Linked DNA regions of Homo sapiens: region 1 is linked to region 2. Evidence: read pairs that join two places in POLR2A ChIA-PET (ENCODE). Cell type or tissue: MCF 10A. All regions are shown on one strand.

Region 1 (2,500 bases), 61 kb before region 2:
TCCACAGTGGGGCAGTGGAAAAGGGGTTTCTGCCCCTCCAGTCTTTTCTCCAGCGGGGCAGGTGGGCACAGTTCCCCCAGGTCCACCCCAGGGGACCCAGGGGCTTGTTTTTCACTGTTTCTTCTTCCCATAGGAAAAATTCAAACAGACCCAATCCCCTCGGGCCCTGGGATATGAGCCAGATTGCCTCGGCGGAGGGTCTTCTATGACCCCAGCCCCTTTCAGCTGCTCTCTGACCCCTCCATCCCCCAGCATCCTCCCTCTTATCAAACCTGTTCCCTGTCTCCATGGTGACACCACCTTACCCAGTTTCCTTGGGTGGTCTGGTTGCCTCACAGGGTGAAACTCTGAGAACATTTTCCTCATGTGCAGCCAGAAACTTCCACGTCCCATGCCCACAACTGCCCCTCTCTTCTCTCCTCTCCATTCCCCTCCTGCACGTCTCTCCCTGAGACATTTCCCATTCCCATCCCATCATGGCTGTGTCCAGTTGAGAGGACTCATAGCCCTTCTGGGTATCCCAAGGGCTCCCAGGAAGAAGGCTTCAGGATGGAGTTACAACCCATCATCTCAATCCCCTTGCTGTACATGCATAGGTACAGATAAACACATGTGCCCTCACACATGACACACACATGCCCAGCACCCTCAAAACAAGTACATCCAAGAGCCCAGCTATCCCATCCCATGACCCCCACTTCTTGTACATGTCTACAAGTTCATGCAGCCAAGTGGATGTAGCCACAACCAAACCCCAAGCACCCAAGGATCAAGGTGTCCTCTTATTTCCCCTGGGTCCAGGCAGGGCCTGAATGTTTGAGCTGTGCCCTCTGAGTTGCACAAAAAACCAGCTGCACAACCAACCTCCCAGGACAGTCATATGTCAGTAGGAACCACCAACATACCAACATGACAGAGCAACCTCTGTGTTTGGAGTTTCTGTGTGTCAGTTCCTTCCCTGTCATTGTGCAGGCACAGCCTCCCCACAGCAGGGCCCAGTGCCTCTTGCCAGGGCTCTTAGCCATTCCCAGGGCTGGTGGCATTGGCTTGGTGGCTCTCGGCCTTGAAATCCCCACTTCACCTCCCTCTTCCAGCTCTGCACGCTCCTCTTCCTTCCCCTTCCCCTGGCACCAGCCTTACCCCTTTTCCTTTTGTGAGAGAGCCAGCCCTGAATGGGGCTCCCTCCACCCCTGAACAGTTGAAATTCACCCTCCTTGCCCCACCCCACCCCCTTTACTGAGCACTGCAGCTGGGCTTTGTGTTGTTTTGGGGCAGGATGTGGGGGCGGGTGGAGGGGTTCAGGCCCCCTCCTCCGCAGGGGAGAACAATGAGGCCGCTAGTCAGGGTGGTGGGGCAGAGGGAGTGGGTGGGGTGGGGGCCATGGAGGGACATCAGAGGCTCTGCGGCCCGGCCCCTGGGGGGACAGCTGAGTGATGAGGCCTGAGTCACACGCCCTGAGTGCTCCTTGAACTCCCGCTGCGTTCCTGTCGAGACACATCCAGAAATGCACAGGGTAAATATTTAGAGGTAATCATTTTTTTTCGGCACCTCGAGCCTCCTGCCTCACTGAGAATGAGCCAGGGGTGGGACACCAGGGGGAGGAGTCCGATCTGGCCCAGCTTCTGCGCTTGGGTTTCTGTGGGTGCCACCCTACGTTCCCCTGACACTGTCCAGTGTGCTCCTGCACCTTCGCATTTCAGCCACAATCCAAGACTAGTGGGGCCTGAAAACATCCTGAGGACCAAACCCTGGCTTAAAATCCATCCACAGGCTGGGCGCAGTGGCTCTCTCCTGTAATCCCAGCACTTTGGGAGGCCAAGGCAGGAGGATCACTTGAGGTCAGGAGTTCGAGACCAGCCTGGCCAACATCATGAACCCCATTTCTACTAAAAATACAAAAATAGCCAGGCGTGGTGGCAGGTGCCCATAATCCCAGCTACTCAGGAGGCTGAGGCAGGAGAATCACTTGAGCCCCGGAGGCGAAGGTTGCAGTGAGCCGAGATCACACCACTGTACTCCAGCCTGGGTGACAACAGTGAAACTCTGGGGAAAAAAAAATCCATCAACAAACTCTCTGGGTTCTGCCTCTCTCCCACCTGAAACTATGGCCACAGCACACCACCTACAGCTTCTGCGGATCCCATTTCTAGACCGGCAAGCCCAGAGGTGTTCTGCAGGGGAGCAGGGAGGGAATGGTAGATGAGAAGCAGCGCTGGGTGCAGCATGCCAGTTCCTTGGTTCTACCCTGCACGGAATGTCTTCCTTCCTTGGAGGACATGGAGTCCAGAGCCCAGGCTTTATCAAAGATAAAACATTTGAGACTAAACAGTCTTTTTATAGATTGGAACAGGACTCCCAAGCACACGCTCTCCAGGCTGTTCCCAGCCTGCCTTTCTGGGCACACAGAAAGCACACGCATTTCTTGGGGGGAAATGCAGACACTGAGGTTTGAGGGCAACAGTGCATGTCTAGGGAAAGGAGAAAGCCTCAAGAAGGCTTG
Region 2 (2,500 bases):
AAATGTGAACTGTGTGAGCCTGCTATGTGCCAGCTGTTTGGGGGAATCCTAGATGTAAGAGATGGTGCTCATTACCCTGCAAAAGCCTGTGTGCCCACAGCCACCTTCCCTCAGGAGATATAAGAGCTTTTAGGGCAGTGTTTGGAGTTGCCATGGATGAGCAGGGCAGGAGGGAGTCCAATGCCATGAACCCTGGAGTGTGGGCGCTGTTAGCTTTGCTGGGAAATCAGGTGGGGAGGGGGTACATACACTGACTATGTGTTGGCGCCTCTAAAAAACCAACTAGCAGCTGTTTCTTCACTTTTGGGGCACACTGCCTAATTCTTTCTCAATTAGCCACTGGATTGCCGCGCAGGGCATTTGGCTCAGCTGATGCTGGCTGAATTACAGAGCAATCCTGCCGCTAAGCGCCCACTGTACCTTTCATCTACAGGAGCACTTGATTCCATCACACAAAGCCCAGGGCCTGCACCCACTTTACCAATGGGAAAGCCAAGGCTAGGAGCCTGGTGGCAAAGCCCTTGGCATCAGACAGCCTGGGGTACAGTGCCACTTCTACCAGCTGTGTGACCTTGGTAAAATCATTTGCCTCTGTGAGTCTCCGTTTTCTAATCTGAAACATAATGCCAGTAATAGTTAACTAATCTTACAGGGTTGGCCTGTGGATTAAGTGAGATGATGTGTGTAAAATTCTTACAAACCCTGACAAGCTGTATAGGAGCCTGCCCTACACTCCTTTCTCCTTTCCCATCTCCTCCTCTGAGGGCCTCCATCTCAACAATACCCCCTTCTTCCTGCCCTTGAGGGGTGAGTTCTTCTTCCAACTTTTGATCTCCAATTAAAAAGGGGAAAAGTGTGTTCTTTATCCTCTGTTCCCCAGAGCATTTGCTGGGGAGCCTGCAGGGGCAGCCAGATGTGGCAGGGGGAGGAGTAGATGGGAGAATAAAAGGAGAAAGAAATGATAGTCAAACCTTTTAATTGTTGCATAATTGGCACGCTTTGCAGTCTCTGGAGCTTTTCATGTGAGCTTCTCACTGGAAGGGTATTTCTCCCTCAGGCCCCATAAATCTCTGCCACTTAGACTTCTCTCATCTCCGGCAGCAGAGGGAAGATCAAACCCCTGCGGCCCAAGCTGCGGTTTGGCTGGAGCTGTGGTTTGGCTCCTCTGCAGACTCCTCTAAGTGGGGAAAGCGGCCCCCAGCCATACCACCTGGGGAGGAGGGGCCAGGTGCGGGCATGCACACACGTGGTCACACAGGCATCTGGAACTGCACAGCCAATCATGTGCACGTGCAGCACACGTGCCACATGTTTCAAGCCCTACATGACCCTCACTCCACGTAGGCAGCCCCACCCCACAACCCAGCACAGCACAGAAATGCCCATCACAAATGCACCTGCAGCAACACACCCTCTGTTATGCCCTCAGCTCTGGAGACCAGGCTGTTTGGCTTCCAACCCTGGCTTTGCCCCTGCAAGCTGGGTCAGCCAGAGGAAGTAACTTCACCTCTGTGAGCCTCACTTCCTTCATCTGCACAATGGGCTACCTCAGAGATGGGGAGAAAGTGTGAGAGACATACACCATGCTCTCTTTTACTCCAAAAGAGCCAGCAAATCCAAGTCATTTGGGCAGGGTTCAGGGGATGGGCACTGTTAAGACCTCTCTTGTTTAGCAGAACAAATCGTGCCAACTCCACCCGCCCCACCCCCTTCCTACAGAAACCTTGTTGCCCTCTGGGAAAGTCTGACCTCGTAGGAAGGAAGCTCCCAGGACATTTCTCCTGATGTAGTCATCATCATTCCAGACTTTGCCAAGAAACCTCAGCCAGAAGCAGACAGGTCATGCTCCATCCTGCATCCACAACTCCTTTCTACTTCCACAATGAGGATGACCCGAACTTGCTGGGAAATTGAGAATCAGAGGTGGTCTAGTCCCCAGACTGTGAAGTAGTATTTCCACTTAACCAGATCAGACCAAATGTAGGTATTTGGGGGTGAGTTGCCCATGTCACTGTAATTTGCAAGTGACGGTAAACCACTAGAAACCATACCTCTTGCTTTGTAATACGTTGCTTCACTTAGCACTAGCTCCGTCAAGGTCAGATCAATCATAGGACTTCCCAGGTATCTAGGCTGAGAGATAAGAGAGCATGGTGAAGAACATTTCTAGGAAGGTTTTCCCAGGAGGTCTCAGGACCTGAAACCCTAGGTCAGTGTTTGGAAATGTGTGCCTGGAGGCCATGACGAGCTAGTCTAGCCTGACAGCTAATGATCTTTGAAAATCTTCGCAAGAAAAAAAAAGGTCGAGCAAACACAATTGCATCCTAAAGGGCCCACCCTCATGCTCTAGATCTGGGAACTTGATGGCTGAATCTCAGCTAGAACCCAGGAGGGGACAGGGCCCAGGATGGACCCCGGGGACAATAGTGTCTCACCTCTCTTGGGCCTGGGTGATGCTCCTTGGGCCTTGTTATAACCTCACTAAACAAATCAGGCCCAA

What was found. ChIA-PET counts read pairs that join two places held together with the same protein. Peaks named below come from ENCODE experiments on the same cell type or tissue, not always from the same donor. Only the 100,000 strongest peaks of a DNase experiment are listed, where the experiment ranks them.
Region 1: POLR2A ChIA-PET joins it to region 2 with 17 read pairs; 7 of 35 experiments call an interaction of 5 or more read pairs at or near these places.

What each region holds. Positions count from the first base shown.
Region 1 is chr1:202,221,052-202,223,551 of GRCh38, forward strand. The region is part of intron 1 of LGR6 (leucine rich repeat containing G protein-coupled receptor 6); the gene reads left to right. Among named protein-coding and RNA genes, the nearest start is that of LGR6, 29 kb to the left of the region's middle. In MCF 10A, no CTCF peak of the experiment used is centred here; a DNase peak (open chromatin) is centred at 1,480.
Region 2 is chr1:202,282,432-202,284,931 of GRCh38, forward strand. All of the region lies in intron 6 of LGR6 (leucine rich repeat containing G protein-coupled receptor 6), which reads left to right. Among named protein-coding and RNA genes, the nearest start is that of UBE2T, 58 kb to the right of the region's middle. In MCF 10A, no CTCF peak of the experiment used is centred here; DNase peaks (open chromatin) are centred at 330, 1,100 and 1,760.